Linked DNA regions of Homo sapiens: all the other regions are linked to region 1. A link is a contact called in ENCODE Hi-C or POLR2A ChIA-PET data. All regions are on one chromosome and are shown on one strand. Each heading gives the region's core, a stretch centred on a gene start or an enhancer-like site at or near the end of the contact. The rest is flanking DNA. Distances are from core to core; before and after follow the strand shown. Region 1 holds the start of B3GNT7 (UDP-GlcNAc:betaGal beta-1,3-N-acetylglucosaminyltransferase 7). Region 2 has its middle 47 kb from the start of PTMA. Region 3 has its middle 22 kb from the start of SPATA3-AS1. Region 4 holds the start of PTMA (prothymosin alpha).

Evidence for each region. A loop is a pair of places that touch in the nucleus more often than their neighbours do. ChIA-PET counts read pairs that join two places held with the same protein, here RNA polymerase II (POLR2A). Pooled maps may share reads with other maps.
Region 2: a loop to region 1 is called in a map of GM12878, with 3 times the contacts of the local background. The contact joins the enhancer-like site here to the promoter of B3GNT7 in region 1. A Hi-C loop is called at or near these places in 3 of 168 maps with a recorded cell type or tissue (B cell, GM12878 and OCI-LY7), 5 of 37 single-sample maps with no recorded cell type and 6 of 50 pooled maps. POLR2A ChIA-PET finds 5 or more read pairs at or near these places in 3 of 52 experiments (B cell, OCI-LY7 and activated B cell).
Region 3: a pooled map shows a loop between it and region 1 (4-fold over the local background). The contact joins the enhancer-like site here to the promoter of B3GNT7 in region 1. A Hi-C loop is called at or near these places in 2 of 37 single-sample maps with no recorded cell type and 3 of 50 pooled maps. POLR2A ChIA-PET finds 5 or more read pairs at or near these places in 1 of 52 experiments (activated T-cell).
Region 4: a map of natural killer cell shows a loop between it and region 1 (8-fold over the local background). The contact joins the promoter of PTMA here to the promoter of B3GNT7 in region 1. A Hi-C loop is called at or near these places in 1 of 168 maps with a recorded cell type or tissue (natural killer cell), 4 of 37 single-sample maps with no recorded cell type and 4 of 50 pooled maps. POLR2A ChIA-PET finds 5 or more read pairs at or near these places in 2 of 52 experiments (Panc1 and activated B cell).

Annotation. Positions count from the first base shown.
Region 1 is chr2:231,392,917-231,397,689 of GRCh38, reverse strand. It overlaps B3GNT7 (UDP-GlcNAc:betaGal beta-1,3-N-acetylglucosaminyltransferase 7), which reads right to left and starts at 1,980. Exons shown (of 2, transcript NM_145236.3): 1 at 1,876-1,980. The coding sequence starts at 1,886. RefSeq lists enhancers at 369-438, 1-580, 2,849-2,898, 3,194-3,775, 3,776-4,358 and a silencer at 1,829-2,298.
Region 2 is chr2:231,659,543-231,664,354 of GRCh38, reverse strand. No RefSeq gene overlaps it. Among named protein-coding and RNA genes, the nearest start is that of PTMA, 47 kb to the left of the region's middle. RefSeq lists enhancers at 1-1,810, 1,743-2,037 and a silencer at 2,151-2,350. Within about 2 kb of position 2,339, at least 35 of the 41 ENCODE cell types and tissues checked have a DNase peak (open chromatin) inside an H3K27ac peak, as active enhancers do; they include B cell, GM12878 and OCI-LY7, where a contact is called at or near this core.
Region 3 is chr2:230,972,238-230,976,694 of GRCh38, reverse strand. No RefSeq gene overlaps it. Among named protein-coding and RNA genes, the nearest start is that of SPATA3-AS1, 22 kb to the left of the region's middle. RefSeq lists enhancers at 731-850, 2,265-2,404, 2,525-2,574. Within about 2 kb of position 2,419, at least 4 of the 41 ENCODE cell types and tissues checked have a DNase peak (open chromatin) inside an H3K27ac peak, as active enhancers do.
Region 4 is chr2:231,706,300-231,711,293 of GRCh38, reverse strand. It overlaps PTMA (prothymosin alpha), which reads right to left and starts at 2,769. Exons shown (of 5, transcript NM_002823.5): 1 at 2,543-2,769. The coding sequence starts at 2,587. RefSeq lists silencers at 141-190, 491-580, 1,521-1,830, 2,261-2,440, 2,961-3,360 and 1 more and enhancers at 1,445-2,082, 2,661-2,720, 2,083-2,721, 2,722-3,359, 3,999-4,637 and 1 more.

The sequences.
Region 1 (4,773 bases), core at 731-3,230:
GAGCCCAGGGCTCTCCTGGCGCCCCCCTTGGGAGGCTGGGTGGTCCCAGACGGGCAAGTGGACCTGGGCACAGGCTCAGTCCCGGAGTCCCTAAGCTGTCAGGGTAGGGTCCCGCTTCCTCTCCCACCCTGCCCTTTCTTTCTCCCACCCTGCCCTCTCCTCAAGGAGCACTGTGGAATCAGGCCCTGACGCTTACAAGCTGAATGAGTGGTTTACAACCACTCTGAGCCACGATTTCTTCTTCCCCCAAATGGGGCTAAAACACAGGATTGGAGTGCTATATAAAGTACCAGGCAGCGGGTGCACAGTTAGGGGAATGCTGTCACCTTAACAGGAGGGCCTCAGGTGGAAACCTCTGCCCTGTTCCCCACGCCTGGAACCCCAATGCCTTTCATTTCCCTGCGGTGTACCTACCCACAGCAGTAGGTATCGGTATCATTAGGTGACTCAGAGCCAGAGTCATTGAGAGGGCACCCTCTGATCCTCTGTGCCGCCCGGGAGCTCCATCACATGTGGGGCACATTGGAGAGTGGCTCGAGCTTGGGACCTGAGGAAGACTGGCCCTCCTCCCCCTTCTCCAGTCTGTCTCACCCAACAAAGAGCAGCCCTCATGGTTGATGGAGGCCCAAGGATGCAGTGAGCACCTCTAGCATGGCACTGCCCCTCACCCCTACCTTAACATCCCCAGCTCATAACACCCCATTAGAAGACATGAGGCTACAGCTCTACTCCCTGGGAGGGGGCACATTTGCAGCTCCAGCCCTTGAGGGACCCTTCTTGCCCAGAGACCCCCCCACCCCAACCCCGGTCCACACCCATTTCGGAAGCAGAAATTAGAGCTCTCTGCCAGGAGTGCTGGTCGTCCCAAGCCCTGGGGCCTGAGCCCCTGTCCTGAAGGACCTCCTCTCTTCATCTCACCCTCCGGGGGCTGCCAGGACACCTGCCCCACCCTCCCCAGTGGAGACCTGGGGGCTGAGAGCTCTGGGGACAGCAGAGTGGCCTTCCAGGGCCAGCCTAGCAGAGAGATGGCGCTGACCTCCAAGGGGGAGGAGCAGGGTGCCAGGAGAGACAGGCAGCCCGTGGAGACGCCTGGGTTGCCCTGAGGGCTGGTCCGGTTGCAGGTCCAGGCCCCAGGGTGAATGCAGGCTGAGCCCCATAGAGCGACATTTTCCCCATAGGGTCCCCAGGTTGCTGGGGCATGTGGTTGGAGGAAGACAGGGGCACCTTAGGTGCAGGCTGGGGGGTGTGACCCAAGGTCCAGCTCTCCGGGGAGGAAACGGAGGGCTCCGGATCCGGCCCTGCCAGCCCTAGGGGTTCCAGGGAAGCCGCCCACCGAGGCCGGGACGGGGGAGGTCGGGGGGTGCACCGGGAAGGCGGCGAGGCCCTGGGCTGCGGGCGCTCCACCTGCCGGGTCCGCTCCATTCGTAGGGAAAGCCCGGGAGGGGCGGAGAGGGGCCGGGCGGGCGGCGGTCCGAGGTCCCGCGGAAGGAAGCCCCGAGAGGAGGAGAGTGGCCCGGACGCAGGGGGCCCTCAGGGGTCTGGAAGGGAGAGGGGACCCAGCTGCCGGCAAGACCTGGGGTCCCAGCCGCCAGGGTCCTGGAGCGGTGTCCAGGGCCGCGGGGCCGGGGAGCTGAGCGCGGCGCCCCGAGACCCCTCGACGTCCCCCACGGGTCCGGGGCCGCGTACCGCGAACATCTCCCGCCGCCGCCGCCGCGCCCGCCCGCCCATCCGCCCCCGGGAAACTGAGGCCGGCGCGGCGCGCGCGGGGGCATCTCCTATCCCGGGAGTCCCGGCGCCCGTCTGTGGCCACGGAGGAGGGGGAGCCCCGGGCCCACGCCCCCGCCCAGGCCCCCGACGGCCCCCAGCCCCACTCACCACAGCGACATGGCGGCCCGGGCCGGAGCGGCGGAGGGGCGAGCGGCTCGCAGCTCTGGGCGCCACGGCTCGGGCCGGCGGGACGGCGGGCGGGTGGGGACGGAGACCGGGCCGCGCCCCCGCCGCGACTTTCCTCTTCCCGGCCGCGGGAGGAGGGGCCGGCAGGGGCGGTGGCCCAGGTGCCTTAACCCCTTCGGCGCCCAGGGCCCGCCCCGCCGCCGCCTGGCGGGGACCACCCCATTTCTCCGAGACGGCCCCTAGGCTCCCCAAGCGCGCCTAGTAGACAGTGCATGGCCGAGGCGGGGCTTCGGAACCCACGGGGGTCACCTCCAATCCCGGGGACGCCTGTCCCTGGCGGAGCCTCCCGGGGCGGGGGGAGGGCGGTCGCCGGTCCCTCCTGTACTTGTGCGAAACCTGAACACCCGGTCCCCTCCAAGACCCTGGGGCACCCCAAGGCCCAGCCATTTCCCTCTGGCCCCATTCGGACTTGTCTTTGGGGCCAGAGGCAGACAGGGTGTCCTTTTCTCCCTCTGCTACCTTCTGCCCCTGCACCTTTCCCCTGACCAGACGGACCCCTTGCCCAGCTGTTGGGCTACCTAGGGCCAGGAGCAAAGCCAGCCACTAGGGAAAGAGGCCGTATGAGACTGGGCTCCATGTCAGGACTCGCCCAGGCCTGTGGCTCTGGAAGCTTTTTTTGTGCCCCCACCATGTCCCTCTCTTCACCTCTGGGGTTCCTCCCACCTCTGAGGGCTCCCCACCACCAAGGGAAGGCCTGTTGGCCCAGCCCTATCTCCTTTCTTTTTTCACTTATCACTCAAAACCCTTTTTGTCCTCAAGCCTTTATTAGTCTGCTTGTGCACATCAGGCCTAGCGGCTCTGGGGAGTGGGCTGACAGAGAACACGGAGAGGGCTTGGTCCAGCCAGGTGACTTCCAGAATCCTCCAGCAGGGAGAGCCATCGCTGGTCCTGTTGTTGCTCAGGTTGTTCTGGTCTTGTTCCGGGTTGAGGTTTCGGTGCTTAGCATCCAGCAGGACCTCCAAAAGGCCCACAGAATTGAAACGGAAGCACGTTGTGGTCCAATCATAACAGCTAACGTCCACTGAGCAGCTACAATATGCCAAACCTGGTTCTCGGCCCATGCATGACTGGCTCACTTAATCCTAGAGACATACGCTATTATTCCCACCTTACAGGGGAGGAAACGGGGGTGCAGAGGGGAACTCCCAGCCAGCTCAGAGAACAGCGAGCCCAGAGTTAGTAAGCACATCCAGGAGGCCTGCATGGCCTGAAGGCTGGCTCTGAACCCTTCCTGCCTGGTCTGAAGGCTGGCTCTGAGCCCTTCCTCAACCTTTTTTCCTTTCCCAGGGACAGCAGTGACATGGAGCTACTTTCCTGCCCAGCACACAGGGAGGCTAGGAGTCCTCAGCTGGATCTTAAGCCCTCGAGGCCAGGGTGAGGAGCCCCTTCTGCCCTATCCTTAAGGTTCAAGGGCCCTTTGGAGGGGGAGGAGAAACTTAAGGTACCATAGAATGTTCTGGAATGTTGTAAGTGCCAATTAGGGAATGTGAAGGGCCTTTCAGGCAGAATTTCAGAGGAGTATCTTGGGGCTGATGTCCTTTGTAATGGCCCTCCAAAAGTTCCAGAGCAGGGGAGGGGCTGACCTGCAGCCCAAAGCCCCTGTTGGCCTGGCTGCCTGCCACTGAGGGCCACCCGCAGATTCTGCAGCTCCACGGCTCCCTTCATCCCAGTGTAGCCTTGGCCACCGGTTCCCGCAGGGCACCAAGCATTTTGCTCCACTGCCCAGCCTTCCGAGTTCCCCACTTCACCCTGCAAGTGTGGCCCTGGCTTCCCTGGCTCCACACAGGTGCCCTGCTGAGAGCTGCCTCCCTGGCTTCAGCACTGACCTCTCACCCGGTGCTGTGGGGTCTCCTCCTCCTGCTGAGGGGTGGACACAGCCGTCCCTGGGAAGGGGGTTTTGAGCCCATGTTTGGGGATGGCAGGCATGGGCGTTGGGTCAGAGTCTTGCACTTCCTGGTTGTCACTGGGGGCAGGTGGCTTTTCCCCTTGAGACCTCAATTTCCTGCCAGCTCAGGGCCTTGTGAGATGACGCCAATGAAGCACAGACATAGGCATCCCCTATGTAAAGAACTTGGTGGCAGGCCGGCTACTGTTAGTGTTATCATTGATGTCCAGCTACTCCACAAAGCCCCAGAAGCACAAGGGCCAGAGGAGGTGGGAGCAGAGGGAGCTGCCCAAGGTCAGCGGAGTGTTTGCCAGTGGAATCTGGTCAGTTGAGACAGGCAGTTTGTCATCATGGAATCATTTGATCTGTGCCTAGTTTGAATTCAGAGAGGGGAAATGAATGACAATTAAATGCGAGTCCCTGATGGTGGGGTGGGGGTGGGGAGTGTGGAGCCGGGCCAGGCTCGGGTCAGCCTCCCCTGTTACTCCAATGTGCTCCCCTGTGGGGCAGCTGGGCCAGTCCCTATGGCAAGCACAGTGGTCCCCCCACCGCCAATCTGGCCAGTTCCACCTGCCCCAGCCAGAGGGCAGAGCCCCAGCAGATTCCTGTGGATTTAAGCGAGGCCCTGAGGAAGGCAGGCCTGTCTGCGATGGGATCTGCCTACCTGCTGTCCCCAACCCTGGCTGAAGGCAGAGCCCAGAGGTAGAGGGAAGTTCCAGAGTGGCAGATACCAGGAGAAGAGGGTGGGTGACGGATGAGCTGGCTGCATAGGCTGCAGGAGTCCCAAGCCAAGGTGGAGGTGGGTTCTGTGTCCTTGTCACAAGGCCACTCTGTGCACCTCAGGTTGCTCCCTTGGAGGGGGAAGCTCGTGAGCCAGGACGTTGGAGGACCCCAAGAAATGCCCCCTTCCCCAGTACATCTTTTGGCCCCTCAGC
Region 2 (4,812 bases), core at 1,090-3,589, 270 kb before region 1:
AGATCATATTACCTGCACTCCAGCCTGGGCAAGAGAACAAGACTCTGTCTCCAAAAAAAGGAAAAAGAAAAAAGATCTGGCCTACAGCAAAAAGGCTGTCCTGCAAAGTGTGCGAAGTGGCCCCTGCTCCCTGAGACATGTTCCAATGAGCTGGGGACAGACACATTGGGGACCTCGTGGAGAGGGATTCTCAAGGCAAACGCAGACACCTCCAGGGAGAGGTTTTCCGTGAGCATGACTGGAGAGTACCCGTAACCATAAACAGAGGACGGGCCGGGCGCGGTGGCTCACATCTGTAATCCCAAGCACTCTGGAAGGCCGAGGCGGGTGGATCACCTGAGGTCAGGAGTGCCTGAACCCAGCAGACAGAGGTTGCAGTGAGCCTACACGGTGCCAACTGCACTCCAGCCTGGGCGACAGAGACTCCGTCTCAAAAAAGAAAAAAAAAAAATCAGAGGGGACTAGGCTGCTGAGGGAGAGACAAGGAGGGCCTCACCAGGGGACCTCGGCAGTCACTCCAGCTCTGATGCTTGCCATCCCGCGTGTCTGGGACAGGTCCTCTGTGCCGTGGCGTCTCCCTCCATTTCCACCACCAGAGGTACTGTTCTTATGCAGACAACCTGCCCAGGCCTTTCATGGCAGTGCAGGGCTGGAGCCTGCAGTCCGAGTCCCTCTCCCGGAAAGAGGCCTGTGCTCCATACAGAAGCCACGAGGAGCAGTAGCCCGCGAAGGTGTCAACAGTGGGCACACGGGCTCTACCCCCAGGCCCCAGCTGCTTCTCCCCACTGCTCCCTAGGGAGGCCAGTCCATGCGAGCTCTCACTTCAGACGCCTGCCCAAGTCTTCTGCCCCCCGAGCCTCACCAACAGGTCCCTTCCCCACACACTCCTCTCCATGACCTGCCTCCTCTGCTTCCACCCACCATCCTCTCAAATGAGACTGAATGCCTCCCCAAACAGTCCTGGGCCCATTACCCTATTCCCTCTACCCCATGCCCTGGTCTCGGCTCACGGCTTCCTCCAGGCCGCTTCCCCTGTCATTGACAAGCCAAGCGCCTCCTTCACAGTGGTCTCAGGTTGTCCTAACTGCCTATTTCTAGGCGTTTCTCCCACTGGCTTCATGCTCTGCGTCACTATCACCGTGTGCGCCCAAGTGCAAAGTTGGGTCCAGGGCAGGAGCCAAAAAATCAGTGAAGAAAGAACGAAGGAAAGATTAAAAATTGCTTGGGGTGGTCGGCAGATTATGCTTTGCATGTAAACTGGGCAAGTGCAAATGAATCCAAAACAGGCCGGAAACAAGATCGTGTTCGCGGGCCACAGACAGCGGAGGCGGGGCTAGCACTCGAGGGTCCACGTACATCCCCGGGCCGCGCAAACAGCGGCTTCTGTGAACCACTACATTCCTGAATGCACGTGTCCGTGCACACCCGGACCTGTGCAAACACAAATGCGGACATTCTCGGGTCCAAGTACATCCTCGAGGTCGTGCACATACGAAAACATGGAAACCCGCGGGTTCGTGCATGCCAGAGTTTTGGTGTGCGTGCTAGGGAGTGTAAGCAAGGGTATGCGCACACTTCCGAGGTTGTGCACATACAGAAAGGCGCACGCCCCAGGGTTCTGCACACAGAAGGACGTGCACACCCCCGAGGTCAGCCGGCAGACCCTTCTTGAGGAGGTAGAGGCGCCTAATTCCCCCCATATTTGGGCAACGCTGCAAGCTCTAGGCGCCATCTTCGCTCCGCGGGCAGCGGAAGGACCTGCAGACAGCGAAGCCCTGGCGCTTGGGCATTTGTTGTGCCGGCTTCCGGGCGTCCATCACGCGGAAGCCGCGCCCCAGACGCGGGAGACGCGGCGGAGCACGAAATGGCGGGCGAGGGGCGGAGCGAAGGCGGCCCGGGGCGGAGCGGCCGAGAGCCTCGCCCACTCTTGACTCCAGGCTTGGCGCACCGCCTGAACCCTTGCGCAGGCGCACAGCACGGCGCGCGTTCCCGCGTTCCTTCCGACGCGCGCTAGAACACAAAGGGCTGGAGGGAAAGCACGGAGCGCTGCAAACTTGCGGAGCGGCTCGTGGTGTGGAGCGGCCTGGAGCGGACTCTCAAGGGCCGGAGCCGGGCTCGCCGGCACTGCGCTCGGGCGCAGGGTGGGGCGCGACACGGCACTGGTTCCCTTGCCCTCTCTCTCCGGCCGTGGCCGCCTCGCGGGCCGGGGTGGGCGCCCAGGGCGCAGGCGCCGGTGCGCGGGTGGGACCAGGAGCCTCCATTTTCCCTCGCACGCGCTAATGGCGCAGCTGGGCCCTCTTCCTCTGGCGGGGGTGAAAATTCCCCTCCGGGGAAGCCCGAGGCGCTCGCTCCCCAAACTCTTTCGTCGGTGCGCGTGCTTAAAGCGGGCGGATGAAGCGTTCTTGAAAGTGCCTACACCTTTTGAGATGTGATTCTGAGTTGTTCATAGAAAAAGAAAAGACATACCCTTCCGCAAATTCATCCCCATAGTTTGCAACTTTCTACTTCAAATTGGGGTTATGGATTTGGGGGAGGCAAAAATAAGTTTAAAAATTTCCATTAAAGAGATGTTCCTGTAAAACAATGATCAAGAAAATGTTTAAAAGCAAACCTTAGCCATAAAACTAATACAAGTTCTTGGTAGAAGTTTGTTTTTGAGACGGAGTTTCGCTGTCGTTGCCCAGGCTGGAGTTCAGTGGCGCGATCTCAGCTCACTGCAACTTCCGCCTCCCGCTTTCAAGCAATTCTGCGTCAGTCTCCCTATGAGCTGGGACTACAGGCGCCCACCACCACGCCCAGTTAATTTTTGTATTTTTAGTAGAGAAGGGGTTTCACCATGTTGGCCAGGATGGTCTCGATATATTGACCTCGTGATCTGCCCGCCTCAGCCTCCAAAAGTGCTGAGATTACAGGTGTGAGCCACCGCGCCCGGCCAGTAGAAATTTTTGAAAGAAAGAATGGTAGTGTTCACCTTCCGTTTGCAGTATGCCAGGCCCTGTTTTAAGTGCATTAACTTTCATAACCAGGTCCACGTGGAAGAACTGACACACAGAGATAAGTACAGAAGTACTTAAAGGACGCGAAAGGACGAATAGTCTTTTCCACCTTCCAGTACAGCCACTGTCTGATTCAGTGGCATGGTTCCTGCCAGCGCTCTTCCGTGCATTAGGAAGTTTGGTTCATGGTTTACATACATACTGGAGCAGTTTTTGCTTCTCTGGCAGAGCTGTGGTTGGGCAAATAGAAAAAAACTCAGCAGGCTCAGAGGAGCCGGTCAACTGCCAGTTTCTCACGGTCTCTGGGGAGAGCTAGGTCCCGGCCAGTTGAGAGACCACGTTCAAAGGTTAGAATGTTAGTTATCTGGTGACTTGGGATCCAGAATGCACATAACTCTTGTGATCAGGTCATGGGGTTGGAAGGAAAAGTATCCGTATTCCTCCCTCCCTTTATTTTTTCCTACAGGGTCTCAGTAGTCAGTAGCACATTCGCAGGTCACAATTACCTTTCAAGTTTCCGCAGCTCATTTGAGGATTATGAGGAACGGCATTTTTGCAGGTCAGAATGGGGTCAAAGTAGAAGGCAGAGGGCAGGGATCATTCGTCATTGATACCTGAAGCAGCTGAGATTTTAAGGTTATTAGCCTTGCCCAAATTCATAAACTAATAGCGGAGCAGAGATCCTTCATCCAAGTTGAGGTGTCTGACTTGCAACCTCAGTTTCCAAGTCCTTAAGGTCTATATGATCTTTTAATTGTGTCCATCCTTATTTCTCTTTTTAAAACTTTAACAAGGTGGCCGGGTGCAGTGGCTCACGACTGTTATCCCAATACTTTGGGAGACCGAGATGGGTGGATCACTTGAGGTCAAGAGTTCGAGACCACTCTGGCCAACATGGTGAAACCCCATCTCTACTAAAAAAATACAAAAAATTAGTGGGCATGGTGGTGCGCCGCCTGTAATCCCAGCTACTCTCAGGAGAGGCTGAGGCAGGAGAATGGCTTGAACGTGGGAGGCGGAGGTTGCAGTGAGCCAAGATCGCACCACTGCATTCCAGTCTGGGCGACAGAGTGAGACTCCATCTCAACAAACAAACAAAAAACTTTAACAAGGCAGAGTGGTATGTTGGCTCTATGCCTGTAATCCCAGTACTTTGGGAGGCCAAGGCAGGTGGATCACTTGAGGCCAGGAGTTCAGACCAGCCTGGAAAACATGACAAAACCCCATCTCTACTAAAAATACAAAAATTTGCCTGGTGTGGTGGCGTGTGCCTGTAATCCCAGCTACTCAGGAGGCTGAGGCAGGAGAATCACTTGAATCTGGAGATTGCACCAGTGCACCCCATCCTGGGTAACAGAGTGAGACCTTGTCTCAAAAACAAAAAAACAAAAAAACTTTAACAAGGTGGGGACTCCAACACTCAGCAATACTGATAAGTGGTAGGTCCTTGTCTTGCTTGGTGAGAGACTCAATCTTAACAGGTCCCTGACTCCTATTAATAAGACTTCATGAGGCCGGGCGCAGTGGCTCACACCCAGCACTTTGGGAGGCTGAGGTGGGTGGATCACCTGAGATCAGAAGTTTGAGACCAGCCTGGCCAACACAGTGAAACCCCGTCTCCACCAAAAATACAAAAAATTAGCTAGGCGTGGTGGCGGGCGCCTATAATCCCAGTACTCGGGAGGCTGAGGCAGGAGAATTGCTTGAACCCAGGAGGCGGAGGTTGCAGTGAGCTGAGATCCCACCATTGCACTCCAGGCTGGCGATAGAGCGAGACTCCGTCTCAAAAAAAAAAAAAAGAAAAAGAAAAATGTAT
Region 3 (4,457 bases), core at 1,170-3,669, 420 kb after region 1:
TTTGCCACTGGAGGATTATGAAGTGTTGCCAGGAGAGAAGTGGTTTCTGTGCCAAACACTTGCCTCACTCAAAGTGTAAACTTTTCAAAAATTAAGGCACAATTTATATAGCATAAAATTTGCCACTTTAACCATTTATTTTTCTTTCTTTCTTTCTTTCTTTCTTTTTTTTTTGAGACAGAGTCTTGCTCTGTCAGGCTGGAGTGCAGTGGCGCAATCTCGGCTCACTGTAACCTTGGCCTCCCGAGTTCAAGCGATTCTCCTGCCTCAACCTCCCGAGTAGCTTGGATTACAGGCATGCATCACCATGCCCAGGTAATTTTTGTATTGTTGGTAGAAGTGGGGTTTCGCCGTTTTGGCCAGGCTGGTCTTGAACTCCTGACCTCAGACGACCCACCTGCCTCGGCCTCCCAGAGTGCTGGGATTTCAGGCAGAGCCACCGCACCCGGCCCACTTTAACCATTTTAAAGTGTACATCCAGTGGCTTCAGTACGTTCACCGTCTCATTCAACCATAACATTTTTATCACCCCCAAAGGAAACCTCATACACATTAAAAAACCACGCCCCATTTCCCCCTCCCCCAGGCCCTGGCAACCACCAACCTACTTTCCGTCTCGAATGGATTTGCCTATCCTGGATATTTCATACATATGAAATCATACAATATGTGTCCTTTTGTGTCTGGCTTCTTTCACTTAGGTTCATCCAAGCTGCAGCATGCGTTGGTAGTGCCTTCTTTTTATGATGAAATATTCCGTTTTATGAATGTACTACAGTCTAGTTTATCCATTTACAGCTTATGGACAGCTGGGCTGTTTTTACATTTTGGTCACTGTTTTAACCTGTGTTTCTATTCTTCTGGGTACATACTAGAAATGGGACTTCTGGGTCATATGGAAACTCCATGTTTAAATTTTTTTTTTTTTTTGAGATAAAGTCTCACTCTGTCACCCAGGCTGGAGTGCAGTGGCATGACCTCAGCTCGCTGCAACCTCTGCCTCCCGGGTTCAAGCGATTCTTCTGCCTCAGCCTCCCGAGTAGCTGGGACTACAGGCATGTGCCACTACGCCAGGCTAATTTTTGTATTTTTAGTAGAGTCGGGGTTTCATAATGTTGGCCAGGCTGGTCTCGAACTCCTGACCTCGTGGTCTGCCCGCCTTGGCCTCCCAAAGTGCTGGGATTACAGGCGTGAGCCACTGCACCTGGCCCCATGTTTAAATTTTTGATGAACCAACAAATTGATTTCCACATCAGCTGCACCGTTTTACATTTTTCACAAGCAAAGTAGGAGGGTTCCGGTTTTCCCACATCCTTGCCAATGGTTATTTTCCATTTAAAAAATTATAGTCATCCTCGTGGGTGTGAGGCGGTCAACTGTTAATACCCTTTTTGACACAAGCTTCGGGTGTCAAAAGATATGCTCTAATGCTGCCCTTTGGCTTCACGAGGCTACTTAAAGCTTCCAATTTCCTGTAAATCATATTAGACTTTGTTATTGTTACATTAACTTGGTGATCCAAGGGACTCATGGCTGTAGGGGGGCAATCCTGTTATATTCTAAGTGCTGTGGTTTGAATGTGTCCCCCAAAGTTCATGTGTTGGAAACTTAATTGCCAGTGCAACAATGTTGAGAAGTGGCACGTTTAAGTGGTGATTAGGTCATGGGAACACAGCTCTCATGAGTGGATTCAGGCCATTATTGGGGTACTGGATTAGCTGTCACAGGAGTGACTTAGATATAAAATCAGGGAATTCTGCCCCTCTTTCCTTCCTCTCGCGTGTGTTCTCTCTCACGACGTGATGCCTTCCGCCATGGGATGGCCCTCACTAGATACCAGCACCACGCTCTTGGACTTCCCAGCTCCAGAACCATGAGCCAAATAAACGTCTGTGCCTTGTAAATTACCCAGTCTGTGGTATTTTGGTATAGCGGCAGGAGATGAACTAAGACACTATGCATGATGTTACCCTGAACATTTGCATGAAAACAGCTCTTTACATCACATAGCCACACTCAGAATGTGTTATGGGAATACAGAAAAACAGAGGTGGGGAGACGACATTAACTGTGGTGAGGGGGTGAAATAATCCTTGGGACCAGTGACCTTTAGGGGTCTTTTAAAGTGACTTGTGTGCTCAAAATAACTGGCCCGGGCCTGCGGAATCCGGGCATCCTGACAAAACCACATGAATGAGGAGAACGGCACTTTTCATGACCGGCCCCACCAGGGGAATTTTTCAGGCACGCATCTTACTCTGATGCTCAGGTCAGCTGGCTACCACTAGTGAGCCCAGGCCCAGAGGCTGGGGCACCCCAGTGAGTCAGAGCCCAGATCAGGGAGGGTGAGAATTACCACTTCCTGTCTATGAAAAACACTTAGATAAATGTCGGTTCCCACCATGGCTAAGAATCAAATAATATTCTTTCTTCGAGCCTCAACCTCAAGTGCCTGACAAACTCTTGAAAAACCCAAGGCACTGCCCAAAGTAGTTTACACGGGGAGGTCCAAGGTGGTTTCCCTATGGCTGGTTGATGATGTTAATTACGGTATTTTTCAGGATTGGCAGTCAAGCAGATGTTATTAACATTAACTAATTAATCCAGGTCTTATCGCATGTCACCTGACGCCAAGTAAAAGCACCAGAGAAGTTTGGAAGTGGAGAAATGCCACAGGGTGGATCAGGAAAGACAGGACAGAGGAGGGGCCATTTGTGTAAGACCTACCTGAAAGGATAGGTGGAAGGGGACAGTGGGAGGGAAGGGGAGGATTGAGGCAGGGAGGTAAAGGTGCCACCCCCACACAAGCATGGAGCAATGCCAAGTGTCCCAACATAGAATGGACTTCTGGATACATCCACTTTATCCCAAAATTATTATGACAATGTGATCAAAAGAGAATATTGTGGCCAAAATGTTAAAGTTTGACATTCCAGAACAGGAATAATTATATCTTGGCACCGTTCATGGTGACATTTCTTCCATAGCTACTGTACTGAATATTTACCAGGCGAAGAAGACACTTTCAACTGAAGTAAGTGGAGAAGTGACTATTTTGGGGAACCCCCAGGCTACCTAGGGCAGTCTCTTTAACCCCTAGGATCGAGGTGTAGTTATTAAAAGCATCCACTTTCATTGCCCAAAGTGTCCCAGTTTAGACAATAAACTATATGGTCACTCTATTTATCATGGATTTTAAATTATTTTTAAAAATTGTGGTAAAATAGACATAACCTAGAATTCACCATTGTAACCACTGTAAGTGTTGAGTTCAGTGGAATTAAGTTATGTTCACCTAGTACAACCACCACCAACTCCCCATCCCCCACTTCCCCCAGCTCCTGGCAACCAACCATAATCCTAATTTCTATGTCTATGCATTTGACTACCCTAGGTACCTCTTTAAGTGGAATCATACGGTATTTTTCTTTTTGTGATTGACTTATTTGACTTAGTATAATGTCTCCAAGTTTCATCCATATGAGAGCATGGGTCAGAATCTCCTTCCTTTGTAATGTTGAGTAATACTCCACTGCGTGTGTATTCGTCTGTTCTTGCATTGCTATAAAGAAATACCTGATACTGGGCCAGTCACGATGGTGCATGCCTGTAATTCCAGCACTTTGGGAGGCCAAGGTGAGAGGATCACTTAAGTCCAGGAGCTCAAGACCAGCCTGTGCAACATGGTGAAACCCCATCTCTACAAAAAATACAAAAATTAGCTGGGCATAAGCCGGGCGCAGTGGCTCATGCCTGTAGTCCTAGCACTTTGGGAGGCCAAGGCAGGTGGGTCACGAGGTCAGAGGATTGAGACCATCCTGGCTAACATGGTGAAACCCCGTCTCTACTAAAAATACAAAAAATTAGCTGGGCGTGGTGGTGGGCGCCTGTAGTCCCAGTTACTCGGAAGGCTGAGGCAGCAGAATGGCGTGAACCCGGGATGCGGAGATTGCAGCAAGCCCAGATTGCGCCACTGCACTCCAGCCTGGGCGACAGAGCTCACTCCGTCTCAAAAAGAGAAAAAAAAATTAGCTGGGCATAGCGGCCCATACCTGTAGTCCCAACTACTCAGGTGGCTGAGGTGGGTGGATCGATTGAGCCTGAGAGGTCGAGGCTGCAGTGAGCTGTGTCATGCCACTGTTCTGCAGCCTGGACAAGAGAGCAAGACCCTGTCTCAAAAAAAGGAAAAAAGAATAAAAAAAGACATACCTGAGACTGGGTAATTTATAAAGAAAAGAGGTTTCATTGGCTCTCGATTCCACAGGCTGTACAGGAAACATGATGCTGGCCTTCTGCTTGGCTTCCAGGAGGCCTCAGGAAACTTACAATCATTGCAGAAGACAAAGTGGAAGCCAGCACTTACCACGTGGCCGGAGTAGGAGCAAGAGAGAGAGGGGGGAGGTGCGGCACACTTTTTAAACAACCAGATCTTGTGAGAACTCACTCATTACACAGTA
Region 4 (4,994 bases), core at 1,520-4,019, 310 kb before region 1:
TAAGCAAAGGCGCTGAGAACTACTGGTCTGTACGGCTGTTCTGTCCGTCCCAAATTAAGAGTCGCATGTTGAGAAAGGCCTGATGCCCCTGCGGTCCCTCTCCCACTGGTCTGGTGGAAGGAAGGCCGGCGGGGGGCATCTGTGATCAAGGTTTCCCATCCTTTAAGGCCCGCTACAGCGGCCCCGGTGGCGGTTCCCACTGCCCCCTGGCGCTTCCCAGGAAAAAGGAGCCATGTGGCGCCACAGCCCCCAGCCCGTCCGGCCGGGTGGACGAGCCCCGGACACTCACGCCCATCAGCCTGCTTCCAAGTGCAAAGAGCCCGCCCCTCGAGCCGTCTAGAAAGGCGGCAGGTTATGTTCCAAAAATAAATAAGGCAAAGAGAGAGGGGCCTGCGCTCGGGGAGAGCCCCACAGGCGCGCCAGCCTGGAAGGCCCGCGAGGCCGCACCGCCCCGGCCAGGACAGGTATCTAAAAAAGCCAAAGCACACCGACCCCCCAAATCCGACCGCTGTTCCTAGAGGCCGCAAACCGCTGCTTGGCGGTGCCCCAGGCCGGGGCCTGCCGCCGGAGCCACCAACTCCCGGCCTCCCCGCGGCGGCTAGGGATCCCGACAGCACCTCGGGGGTGGGACTCCGCCCGGGATCCAAAAGGCAGCGCGGCCCCGGGCGCCCGGTAACTTTTTCCACACGACACGGCCACCAATACCAACAGAGGTCCGGCGTCCGGGCCTGCGGGAACCCCTCGGCCGCTGTCCGGCGAGCGGCTCCGGGCCACCTGTCGGCCCTCTCAGTCCGGCCCGCCCCGCTCCGCTCCGCGGACCCCGGCTCCGCCCGCTCTCGCCCCCTGGCGGCCGAAGCCCCGGGGAGCAGTGGGGGCAGGGAGGTCGCGGCGCGCAGGCGCGCATCCCCCGCCCGGCGGGCTTTGCGCGCGGGCCTCGGCACGCACCGCGCGCAGGGAGCACGTGGCCCGGGGCCGCCGAGTGCGTCCCTTGCCTTGGAGACTCCCGGCCGGCAGGCAGAGCTTGCAGTGGCACGCGCGCGGGTCGCGCGTCGGTCGGCCGGGCTCTCGACTCGACGCCCCACTGCCGCCACCCCGGCAGGCCCGAATGTCTGCATTCGGCGGGCCAAGTCCCACGGGAGGTCGCCCCAAAGTCCACCGGGCTGCGTAGGTCCGAGACTGTCGGGGATGCGCCTCTCGGGCTACTACTCATCGCCCTCGCGGGAAGTCACCTTTTGGTGCTTCGGAGAAAATCGAACAGCCAGGCCCCGCACTGGGGACGGTGTTCTCACCCCACAAACTCATTCCCGGACTGAGTCCAGAAGGGGTCACTGAGAGCCCCTGTGGAGATCCGGGCCCCGAGCTCCGCTCTGCCAAGAAGTCGCCCCTGGGAGAGTCAGAGATGACGCCAGGGACACAAGGGTTAAGGAGACGCCAAGGTGACTCGCGCCAATCCCTGCAGGGGCACGACGGGCGCGGACGAGGGCCGAAATATTAAGAAAGAGCCAGTCAGTCTGAGAGCGCCCCGCTCCCGCCAAGGGCGGAGACGCTACCCAGGGCGGGCAGTGGGACCGAGGCGGCGCCGACAACAGGAGCGGAGCCGCACCAGCCGCGCAGGACCTCATAGCCGAGGGCAGTGAACCCGCCACGGGGCCCGGGCGCCCCCCCAGTTCGACCCTACCATTGGCCTGTCGCGGCCGCCGTGTTGGCCCGCGTCGCCCCGAGCTGCGGCGCACACGGTGCTCCCGGGCAGCCGCGGGGGGCGCCCATCGTCGCCCCAGCGCCGCGCTTCACTTTCTCTTTCCTCCCTGCGGCGCGTGGGCTCTCGCCTCCTCAGCCAAGCCCGGCACCGCGGGTGCATGACTGAAGCTGGGCGGCCGCTCCCGGCGCACTCACCTCGAAGGGCGCCCACCCCCGCCTCCCAGAGCGCCCAAAGCGGATAAGCCCGTCACACCTCCGCCGGGACGGCCGACGTCGCGGCCAGCCAGCCCGTCGCCCCATCCGCCTTATCGGGACTTAGTCTAGACAAACCACCTCAGGTCCGCTGCAGGGCGCGAAACCGCCGGCCTGGCGCCGAACAAAGAGCAGCGCGGCCGGCGGGCGCTCGCCGCCACTTCCCGCGGCCGGCCCGCGCCCCAACACGCGCCCCCCAGCACTTCCGATTCCCAACGCGCTTGAGTTTCAAAGTTATTTCCGTGCGCCCGGCGGGCCGACGACCCCCAGCCAGGCTCTTCTCCTCCCGCCGCCACTCATACCGGCCACAGACGAGTTTCGAGGGCCGTGAGCCGGCCTCCGCGCCTAGCCCTCGGCCCCCGAGGGCGCCCGGCCCACTCCCCGACGGGCATCACGTCTGCCCGCGGCGGTTCCCGCCCCCTCCCCCGCACCACACAAAGAGTGGGCTGCCTGAGGGCACCGCGCCGGGGGCGGGCCGTTTCCCCGCGAGAGGGAGCAACAGCGGGCTTGAGACAGTCCAGCTGCTGCGCGCCAAACACCGCCCGAGCGGCGGCGCGCGGACCCCGAGGGGGCGGGCGGCGTCCAGCCTCACCTTGGTGGTGATTTCGGAGCTGGTGTCTACGGCTGCGTCTGACATGGTGGGGCACGCCGGTGATCCGATGCAGGGGATTAAAAAGAAAGCGAGAGTTCAGGGACTCTGGCGATAAAGCTGCCGGAGTCCGCGGCGGCGGAGGAGGCGCGCGGCGGAGGCGGCTGCGGCGAGCAAGGAGGCGGATGAGGAACAATGCAAAGATGGCTTTTCAGAGCAGCCAGTGGGGGACTCACGCGGCGCCAGAAGCTTTAATATAGATTAGTGGGCGGCGCTCGGCTTCCCATGCCCGGCCGCTATTGGCTGAGCGCAGGGAGCGGGCGCTCGCTCATTGGCTCGATTCCGAACAATGGACAAGCGTGCTTAAAGCGGCAGTGCCCCGGCGCGTCCCGCGCTGCGCAGTCGCCGATCGCACTGTCATTCAAGGCCGGAGTTTGCCGGGTCTCAGCAGGGCCGAGGGCGCGGGGGAGGGGTGCGCGAGCGCGTTCCGGACGCGCGCTCCCGCAGCTGTTTTGCTGGGGCTGCTGACGCAGAAAGCCAAAGCGCGGCAAAGCTGCCCGCCCAACCCCCTTCCCTCCCTCTCCCGCCCTCCCCGCGGCTGCTCGGAAGGAGGGGGAGGGAAGAGGGGGCGGCGGGCACACGACGGCTGCCAGCGCGGGGGAGGGGAAGGCGGGGTGCTGGGCCGCGCTCGCCCCGGGCGGTGCCCAGCGCAGTGCCCGCGGAGGTGCCCGCCCCCCGCGCCTGGGCGCCTTGGACCAAGGATTGTCCCAGTGCAAGTGGACGGCAGCCCCACGACGAGCAACGAGGTCACGAGGCCGAGACCCGGGCACCTGGGCCGCCCCGTCCCTCTGCCATGCCCTCGCGCCCTCCCAGGGCAGGGCACCCCTAGTCCTGTGGGCAGGCGACCTCGATTGCCCACCATCAGGTCCGGCGTCCGTCGGCCAAGTCAGTCGACAAGCGGGCACCGTCCCAAGCACACACGGATTCATGTATCAAGCGGACTCGATGCGCGATGCCGGCTCCAGCCCTCGAGTGGGACAGCCCGCGGGCCCCGCACGGCATAGCGGTCCCCTCATTCTAGGTTTCTAGTTAGGGTCTGTCCCGAGCGGTCACTGCCGTCGCGACAGCCTCAGGGCAGCCTCCTCCAGGGGCCTGCCGGGCCATCGAGTCTACCCTTCTCCCACCCCACTGCTGGACTGCGATGGGCACATGAACATTACAGAGTTCCTCGGGAAAAATCATCGTCTCTGGAGCCAGTTGGGCTAATCTTTGGGGACTACCTGAAATTTGGGGGACCATTTAGAGAACCATGCGGAGCCCCGAGAAAGGGGAGCATCAAAACGCCACACTCAAGATGGCGCCGGGCTCGGCAAGCGTGGCGTGACGTAGCGATCTAGCTCACGTGGGCGATCCGAGAACAACAGGCTACGCTGGCCTTATCGCCACCGCACTTAGCTGTCGAACTAAGAAATCGGTTGTGTGGGAAAAAGGACCAGAATAGGTGGAAAGATAGTCCAGAAATTTACCTGTGCCACACACAAGATGGCGAGACGTAGGGTTCGTCCCTGTGCTGCCAAAAGGGGGCGCCCGACACGGAAGGCGGGACTCCGGAGACACGAGCGCACATTGGCCGAGAGTGGCGGGCGAACACAAAGTTGACGCTTTGCGTCCTTCCATTGGCAGTTTCTTCCGTCTGTCTCTCGGTTGCAGCCGAGCTGGGAATGGGGAAAACCCGGAGTGTGGGATCGTGGAGGGCGGACGATGCCAAGTCCAGCAGAGCTTGCGCTCGGGGCTAGAAGAGAGACTGAGTCTCCCTTCTCAGTTTCATTAGGTAATGGGCGACATGGCTCCGTCTCCACAGCGGGGCTTTGCTGAGCTTAGCACGCAGTCTCCCGGCGGGGAGGAGGCGCGCAGTGCCGGGCGCCACTCCGTCTCCAGTACGCGTTAGGCCCGCGTTCCCAGGTGCCCGTCTGGCCGCTGGACTGTTGGCCTTTCCGGAGCGAGTTTTACTTTAGGAAGAAGCCCGGGATCCCGGTAGTTTAGCCTGAAGAAACGTGGGGCAGATGCTGGGCAGGGCGGGGATACCGCGCCAACACCCGCTGCCCAGCGGTCGCCCTCCTATGCAGCGGCGAAGGGACGCCCGCTGTGTCTCCGCCCTGCCCCCAGGCGCCCCAGTGGCTGGAGGTGGCATTCTCCACTGGACGGGCGCGCCTCAATCCGGGGGACTTCCACAGTGCTGTTCCCGAGGACTACGCGTCTCAACTCTTTGTCGGGTTCCCTCCCTCCCACTGCCAGTCTGTCTTCACCGCCGCGCAGACCTGGGGCCGCCCTTCACAGAGGAAGGGCTCCTTGACCTCAGCCACCGTGACCCCCTCCTTTGTGTCACATTCTCAGAGAGTTGGAGGGATTATGCGTCATCGTAAACAGGGGGACAGAGCGCCTTCCACCTGCGGCG